2 separate regions of the Homo sapiens genome follow, and region 2 is linked to region 1. A link is an interaction called in ENCODE POLR2A ChIA-PET data of the cell type or tissue named here. Cell type or tissue: MCF 10A. All regions are shown on one strand. Links, peaks and the distances in the headings refer to the core of each region. The heading gives the core; the rest is flanking DNA.

What was found. ChIA-PET counts read pairs that join two places held together with the same protein. Peaks named below come from ENCODE experiments on the same cell type or tissue, not always from the same donor. Only the 100,000 strongest peaks of a DNase experiment are listed, where the experiment ranks them.
Region 2: POLR2A ChIA-PET joins it to region 1 with 5 read pairs; 5 of 35 experiments call an interaction of 5 or more read pairs at or near these places.

What each region holds. Positions count from the first base shown.
Region 1 is chr18:49,848,202-49,852,594 of GRCh38, reverse strand. MYO5B (myosin VB) reads left to right here. Exons shown (of 40, transcript NM_001080467.3): 32 at 2,935-3,028. It overlaps SNHG22 (small nucleolar RNA host gene 22), which reads right to left. Exons shown (of 4, transcript NR_117096.1): 4 at 1,536-2,958. Among named protein-coding and RNA genes, the nearest start is that of SNHG22, 36 kb to the right of the region's middle. RefSeq lists enhancers at 2,671-3,182, 2,275-3,474. In MCF 10A, for the core only: no CTCF peak of the experiment used is centred there; a DNase peak (open chromatin) is centred at 2,684.
Region 2 is chr18:49,480,509-49,484,901 of GRCh38, reverse strand. C18orf32 (chromosome 18 open reading frame 32) reads left to right here. Exons shown (of 3, transcript NM_001035005.4): 2 at 1,131-1,318; 3 at 2,492-4,393. The coding sequence starts at 1,154. The coding sequence ends at 2,557. RPL17-C18orf32 (RPL17-C18orf32 readthrough) reads left to right here. Exons shown (of 7, transcript NM_001199356.2): 6 at 1,131-1,318; 7 at 2,492-3,724. The coding sequence ends at 1,310. Among named protein-coding and RNA genes, the nearest start is that of C18orf32, 4.5 kb to the left of the region's middle. In MCF 10A, for the core only: no CTCF peak of the experiment used is centred there; no DNase peak of the experiment used is centred there.

The DNA of each region.
Region 1 (4,393 bases), core at 271-4,270:
GTGCATCCAGTCCAGGAGTCCGGCCATGGCTGTCATTTCACTTTATAACCAGATCATCTGTGGTTGGGTGGCCAGTTCACTTGATCCCAAGAGGAAAAGTGGGGTCCCAGACTCACAGCTGAATAGCACTTACATACACATGATCTTCCCTCCCTCCCTCTCTCTCCCTCTCTTTGTCTGCAAGTCACTTTCTGTTGCATATACGTGTGTTACCTGGTGGCTTTATGAAAAGAAATGCACCATGTTAAAGAAACCTACCTGGCCAGCTTCTGCCAGGTAGAGGAGGCAGCCTAGGAAATGCATTTGGTGGCCTATGTTCCCTGGAGGGCCATTGACCAAGTAGTGCAGTGAACAATCACCCTATAAAGAGGGCTGTGCACCATGCAGGTACTGCGTTAGCTCACGGCACACCAACACAAGGTTGCCAAGGCCACACTTAGGAGAGTTAGTGACTGGAAAGAGGTGGGTAGTCAGTCCTACCTTAGGAGTCCTACCTTAAGAGAGCAAAAGAAAACAGTGCAGTGGGCCCCTCTGCTGGGGTGGTGACACTGGGTCATGAGTAGGGGCCTGTGCTGCTGGCCGGGCAAGGAGGAGGAGGAGGAGGAGGGCTCCAGTTTGCAGCCTGCTGAGAGACTCCTTCCAGAACGTGGTCCTCCTCATTTGCCCAGACAGAGGCTAGGACCCCTAAGGAGAGCCAGCTGCAGCAGGTTCCAGGGGCTGTTGGTGATGTATATTCACCTACTTAGCAAGCATTCCTGCCTACCGTGTGCCAGCTGGTGAAGCACTGACCTCAGGCAGAGAGGAGACAGTGTATACACAAGTAACCACAGCACAAGGTGCTTGGCAGTCTCACAGGGAGTGTAAGGGAAGTCAGGGGAAATGGCTTGAGGCTGGAGTGGTGGGGAAAGGGGTCTGTGTAGAGGGGAGGATGTGATTGTCCCTCCTGGTAGCAACTTGAAAAGTTTAGCGCCATCTTCAGATGTGCTCATTTTTCATTTCCAAGATTCCTTATGAATTGAATTCATTATTCTGTAAGCTTTTGTAATTTTAGGCTTTAGGACTTTGGGCCTTCGTGTCTCCACAAGTTTACAACCACTGTGGCCAGCACTATGTTCCCTTTATTTGTTCTAAATTTGTTGATTTCAAGCTTTAAAGATTCCCAGGTGGTTCCAATACCCCTACAAAGTTTGGGAAGCATAGCTCTATATAATTCCCCTTAGCACATTAAGAATTCAGCCTTCTGGGATTTGTAGGGGGTTGGGGGTTAGACACCCAGGCATGTCTTAGCACAAAGCCACCGTTAGTGACATGGATCTTACAATCACCTCTGCTTGAGCATTTCGGGAGGGGTATTGGATTTTCTGGGCTTTCCTGAGAAGATGACTGAGATGTCAGAGCTCTCAAAGACAGGCGTCAAAGCCTGGCCTGGATTAATCTTTCCTTCTTGAAGCATCTGGTGTATAAGATGCTGCAAATAGGCATTAGAGCATTTATTGCCTGTCCTCCCAGGGTGTAGTGAAGGTTTTCAAAGTAATGGTGGAAAAGACATAAGAAATGCTTTATCTTGTGGATTTGATAATATTGTACAGAGGAGCTTCGGACTGATGGTGGTCATAGTACCAGCGTCCTGGTCCCGATCCAGTCTGGAGCAGCCCTGGGCTCCCCATTCACTGGGCTGGCCAAGTCTTGTGGCCCCAAGAGTTGGTTAATCCTTTGCAAGAGTCAGAGTTGTAGCCGAGGATTCAGTGGGGTTGGATCTGGACAGGGTTATATGAACACGAGGCAGGGGTGGCAGTGCAGCGGAGCTGGGGAGCCAGGGAATCACATGCTTTGGTGCTGCTTGGCAAGGCACCTAACAGGGGAGACGGAGTCTGAGTAGAACTCAGGGTTCACAGGAGACCTTCGGTAGCCACAGAGATTCCTGGCTCAATTTTCTCTAGACACCTGGGTCCTTTCTACCAACTGGCCTCTCACGCAGAGGCCACTCTTAGGTCACTGAATAAGGTTTTACGGTCTGCCGCCTCTCCTGTCATTTAAGCTGGGTTTTTAGATGCCTCTCAATTTAAGAAGTATTTTTAAAGATTTGCTTCTTTATCAAGATGAATAAAGTTCCTAACAACATCTATAACTAGGTGTGTAGCTTGGGATGGCCACATCCCTGGGACTGGGCCAACTCCTGTCAACAGGCTGATCTTAAAAAGTTGTCACCCAATGTGTTTGTAGAGGCTCCACCATGGAATACTCGCTTCTGTCTTCCTGTCACTCTCTAGTCACCGAAGCCGGCTCTAGTGGTGGATGGAGCAGGGCTCCTCTTCTCCTCTTTGTGTCCCTGGCCACAGAGGACCACTGCTCAGCTGGGATGGAGGTGACATTAATGACAGCAAACTCCTCCCTCAGCGGCTTGCTGTTCTAGGTCTCAGTGGGCTGATGGGCTTCCAGTGGCAACAGCTGCTAGGGTCTGGGGCCACACCAGTGTCCTGTTTTGCCGCTGGGCCCTGGATAATCTCACTTGCCCACTTGCTCTTCCAACCTCCCTGCCCCCTGCATTCTCACACCTGTCCGTTCCTTCCCAGGGCGCTGCCCGCCCCACCCTGGGACTCCTAGGCTGAGTGTGTCTCCTGGGGGGTTGGCATGGCAACCGGAGGAGGCTTGGCTTGGGGAGGCTTGGGATTCAGCAAGGCGCCAGAGAGCCTGACCTGGGAGGAGTCTTGCCTTGAGAGAATGGACTCTGACTCATCATCTCCCACTTCCTGAGTTCCAGAGCAGGTGGCAACAGCCTGTGAAGAGCAGCTCTCCTGGCAGCGTCCCTGACTGGCGCATTTCTGACGGCTGCCCATGGGCCGCACTGGTCACCTCCAACTGCAAGCAGGATTTTACCCCCACCATCCCAGGCCGGGCTGATGTCTGTTCTCACACTGCTTCCTCTGCTTCCAGGACCTTAAAGAACTGGTAGAAAAGCTGGAAAAGAATGAGAGGAAGCTCAAAAAGCAACTGAAGATTTACATGAAGAAAGCCCAGGACCTAGAAGGTAGGGGGGTGTGAGTGAGTGTGTTTTGTGAATCACAGGTATACTTGGCCACGCCTGTGGGTGTGAGCTGTCTGCCTGCCCTCTGCACATTCTTCCTACATCACTGATTTCTTGGTGGCTCTGCCCAGTCCAGCCAGGCGATAGAAGTTGGATCCCATGAGCTTACCCATCTGCAGTTGCCAGAATATGGACAAAAGACACTTGAATTCAGCCAGTTTGGGTGCTTACTCTGAGCAAGGCTCTGCAGGGCTAGAGGAATGGGGAACCCAGAGGTGACCTGGTGGTCCCTGCCCTCAAACGGCTTGAAGTTGGGAGGCAAGATTGATGTGAAAGAATGCTGTGTAACACAAAGACCTAAACCCCAAGGTCCTCACTCCATGCTATTGAGTGTCAGGATTAAACTTCCAATCTGGGATCTTCAGGTAGAGATTTAAATCACTCTTCCAGAAAGACCTAGAATGTTCTCTCCCTCTGACTCCCTGCTGCAAATCTCACTGTGTCACTCTTTACATATGTCACCCTGCTTGGAACCCTCTTTCAGCCCCTCACTGCTTGGATACCCCTCCACATCCTTCCACCCTCAGCTCAGGAGCCACATGCTCAGGGCTTGAGTCTCGTCTTAGACAGTCCTGACCCCACTTGTGTGTTGGGCACAACCCTGATCACAGTTGTCATTTTACCTGTTTAATCTCCTGCTCCTCTAGACTGGAAGGTCTTAGAGGGCAGGGATGTCTGTGATCTCTATCCAGGGGGACACTTCTCTTCATATCTGCCCATGTGCCCACCAACTTTGGATTTGCTATTCCTCCAGTTTCTCATTCTCCTAGTCTCTTGGCTTCAAGCTTTGCTTACTCCTAAAGACCTATCACTCCCTCTTTTCTGATGTTTCTCTGTGTCTGCCCCTACCCTTGTGTCCAGTTCTTGTCCCCTGTTCCCAGATTGCTTAGTAGCTTCCCAGTCCTGTTTTTTCACAGCACTGTCTGGCCTTTGCCTTTGCCTTATTGCCTGCAGAATGAAATCCCAGCCCTAGTCTGCCAGCCTTCATCCTCTCACACTCTCCCCCACCTCCACTCAGAGCCTCCCTTCAGCCACTAGGAGTTCATGGAGCACCCTTCCCTGGGTGTCACTCGTCCTGGTCCTCTTCCATTGGTCCTTTCCCAGTGGATCAGCTCCTTTGAACCTGGATGTAAGAGTCCCACCCGCCCTTCATCCCACCTCTTCTGTGGGGTCCTTCCAGCCCCACCACCATCAGCACCCACATCATCAGCACCCACCCTTCATCCCACCTCCTCCGTGGGGTCCTTCCAGCCCATCACCACCAGCACCCACATCACACACTCCTGGCTTGGTGCCTGACTGAGCTGT
Region 2 (4,393 bases), core at 108-4,107, 370 kb after region 1:
CATGTTGGTTAGGCTGGTCTCGAACTCCTGACCTCAGGTGATCTGCCCGCCTTGGCCTCCCAAAGTGCTGGGATTACAGGTGTGAGCCACCACACCCGGCTCATTTTTTAAACTCTAAATAGACATAGTAGCAAGGGTACCCAACCTCACTGATTGAGGATTAAATGAGTTGTTATATGTAAACTGTCTAGCACCTACCAAATGTTGTTGTTTTTCCTTTATAATCAAATTCATGATTAAGGAGCAGTGACTGGAAGTTTGGAAGCAGGCACCTCATTATTATTCATGCCTACCACCTATTATTTCTTTATTTTGAGATGGAGTCTTGCTCTGTCACCTAGGCTGGAGTGCAGTGGTGGGATCTCGGCTCACTGCAGCCTCTGCCTCCTGGGTTCAAGCAATTCTGCCTCAGCCTTCCGAGTAGCTGGGATTACAGGCGCATGCCACAACACCCCGCTGATTTTTGTATTTTTAGTAGAGACAGGGTTTCACCATGTTGGCCAGGCTGGTCTCGAACTCCTCACCTCATGATCCACCCGCCTTGGCCTCCCAAAGTGCTGGGATTACAGCCATGAGCCACTGCACCTGGCCTATTTCTTTACCTTGTAGATAGCAGCTTTTTATTTAATAAAGTCTTTTTTTTTTAGCAAATATAATAGTATGTTTTAAGTTTTTCCTACACTGTAGAAATAGTCCTTTCGTGTGTGTGTGTGTGTGTGTGTGTGTGTGTGTGTATATATATATATATATATATTTTTTTTTTTTCTTTTTTTGAGACAAAGTGTCTCTGTGTCATCCAGGCTGGAGAGCAGTGGCATGAACACGGCTCACTGCAGCCTCAACCTCCTGGGCTCTAGTGATCCTCTTGTCCCAGCCACTTATGTAGCTGGGACCACAGGAGTATGCCACCATGCCCAGCTAATTTTTTGATCTTGTAGAGACAAGGTCTCACTTTGTTGTGCAAGTTGGTTTCAAACTCCTGGGCTCAAGCTATCCTCTTGCCTCCCAAAGTGCTGGGATTACAGGCGTGAGCCACCACATCTATCCCCTTTCAGATATCTTAATCTTGGTAAATTCTTTCAGTTACTAATCTGTGATGAACTAATTTTTTTCTTCACATATATCAACAGTTGAGGAGCTCAAGCTTGGGAAAATGGTGTGCATTCCTTGTATCGTCATTCCAGTTCTGCTCTGGATCTACAAAAAATTCCTGGAGCCATATATATACCCTCTGGTTTCCCCCTTCGTTAGTCGTATATGGCCTAAGAAAGCAATACAAGAATCCAATGATACAAACAAAGGCAAAGTAAACTTTAAGGTAAGAACATTCACATGCCTTGAATAAGAGCAGTGAAAGGGGGTGGTACTTGGGTGAAACACTAGATTTTGGAAGGACAAGTTTTAGAACCAGAAGCTTCAATAGTTTGTGTAACATTTGGCTTAAATTAAAGTTTTAAAGTAGGCCTCTGATTAATGCATTTGTCCTTTGGCCAAAATGATAACCATATTTTCTGACTGGTAAGTGCAATGGTAAATAGCTAATGGATGAGGAGAGATTATGCTGATACAAACCAGTTTCACTGATTGATGACTTTGATAAGAGATTTAATTAGAAGGATCATAGAGATTTAAAAAAAAAACAATTTTTTTAAAAATGAGTGGACAACTCTGTTGTCTTTAGAATTGGTGCTTTTTTAGATTCAGCTTTGTACTCAGCTGCACTAATTTAGCCATCCGGCCCGTTTCTGGAAGCAAAATGTTTTCACTCTGGAGCTTGTCTGTTTTTAAAGAGAATGTTTCTTGAGCTGGGCGCGGTAGCTCACGCCTGTAATCCCAGCACTTGGGGAGGTCAAGATGGGTTGATCACCTGAGGTCAGGAGTTTGAGACCAGCCTGACCAACATGGTGAAATCCTGTTTCTACTAAAAATACCAAAATTAGTGAGGCGCGGTGGTGGGCACCTGTAATCTCAGCTACTCAGGAGGCTGAGGTGGGAGAATTGCTTGAACCTGGGTGGCAGAGGTTTCAGTGAGCCGAGATCACATCATTGCACTCCAGCCTGGGTGACAAGAATGAAACTCCATCTCAAAAAAAAAAAAAAAGAGAGAGACAGAATGTCTCTTAATATCTTTTTGTTGTAATAATTTCTTTCTTTTTTTTTTTTTGTTTTTGTTTTTGTGATGAAGTCTCGCTTTGTCACCAGGCTAGAGTGCAGTGGCATAATCTTGGCTCACCACAACTTCCGTCTCCCAGGTTCAAACGATTCTCCTGCCTCAGCCTCCTGAGTAGCTGGGATTATAGGCACATGCTACCATACCCAGCTAATTTTTGTATTTTTAGTAGGGACGGGGTTTCACCATGTCAGCCAGGATGGTCTCGATCTTCTGACCTCGTGATCTGCCTGCCTCAGCCTCCCAAAGTGCTGGGATTACAGGCATAAGCCACCGCACCCGGCTTGTTATGATAATTTCTAAAATGTTTTTTCATTTTAGGGTGCAGACATGAATGGATTACCAACAAAAGGACCAACAGAAATCTGTGATAAAAAGAAAGACTAAAGAAATTTTCCTAAAGGACCCCATCATTTAAAAAATGGACCTGATAATATGAAGCATCTTCCTTGTAATTGTCTCTGACCTTTTTATCTGAGACCGGAATTCAGGATAGGAGTCTAGATATTTACCTGATACTAATCAGGAAATATATGATATCCGTATTTAAAATGTAGTTAGTTATATTTAATGACCTCATTCCTAAGTTCCTTTTTCGTTAATGTAGCTTTCATTTCTGTTATTGCTGTTTGAATAATATGATTAAATAGAAGGTTTGTGCCAGTAGACATTATGTTACTAAATCAGCACTTTAAAATCTTTGGTTCTCTAATTCATATGAATTTGCTGTTTGCTCTAATTTCTTTGGGCTCTTCTAATTTGAGTGGAGTACAATTTTGTTGTGAAACAGTCCAGTGAAACTGTGCAGGGAAATGAAGGTAGAATTTTGGGAGGTAATAATGATGTGAAACATAAAGATTTAATAATTACTGTCCAACACAGTGGAGCAGCTTGTCCACAAATATAGTAATTACTATTTATTGCTCTAAGGAAGATTAAAAAAAGATAGGGAAAAGGGGGAAACTTCTTTGAAAAATGAAACATCTGTTACATTAATGTCTAATTATAAAATTTTAATCCTTACTGCATTTCTTCTGTTCCTACAAATGTATTAAACATTCAGTTTAACTGGTAGTTCATTTTCTTTTAAAGTCTATTGAAATATTCAAAAGGGAAATTTTTCACCACGTCAGAAGGCAGAATTTGGATGTTGTGATGGCATCTGTGTAGTGGTGGGACAACAATTACTATTGTTGCGTAACAAGACACTCCAAAATTTAGTGGTTTTCAGCAGCAGTGACTCGACTGGGCAGTTCTTTGCTGTTCTGGGCTCACTCATATGGCTGGCTGGGCCTGGGTCTGGACCTGGGCCGCTATGTGATTTTTATCTTGGGCTTTGAAAATTCAGTGTAGGGACCTATAAATATTCAAAGATGATGAGATGCATCCTTATATATTTTTTGTATTCACTCTGAAGCTGGGAAAGATTAAAAGGAACTCCTGCCCTTGGGTCCCTAATGAAGTCTGGGTCCTAACTCAGGCTCTATTAAGTTCTGTGGCTGGTCAAGTCACTGATTTACCTTGGGCTTTATTTGATATAAATCATGTAAATCAGCAGGTCTCAGCTTTTCTGTCCAAAGCCACCTGAGGGATAAGATAAATTCTCATTAGCAAATAAACTTTTTTAAGGTATAAATACTATTATAAAAATAACAGATATTTACAGTACAACAATGCAAGAGGATCCTAAATGAAAAGCGAATGTTTTTTCTCAACTCTCATTCCCTTATTCCAGCTCCACAGAGGTAACCAATTGTTTTTTTGTTGTTGTTGTTGTATGGTTTGTTTTTGTTAGACAGTAGTCTTTTCCTGAACAGTGCTGCTCCTTGTGGAGCAAGGCTAATTCATAGGCAGTGCATCCAGAGTCCGCCCCAGTTGATTTTGTGTGTAACCTTCTAGCAACTTTTTGAAAATTAATTTGTTCTTAAATATGCACATCATTTTTATTTATTTATGTTTTTGAGACAGGGTCTCACTCTGTCACTCAAGCTGGAGTGCAGCAGCATGATCACGGCTCTCTATGGCCTCGACCTGCAGTCCTGAAGTGATCCTCTCACCTTAGCCTCTCAAGTAGCTGGGACTACAGGTGCACACCACCATGCCCAGCTAATGTTTTTTGTAATTTTTTTTATAGAGACAGGGTTTCGTCATGTTGCCTGGGCTGATCTCGATCTCCTGGGCTCAAGCGATCCTCCACTTTGGCTTCCCAAAGTGCTGGGATTA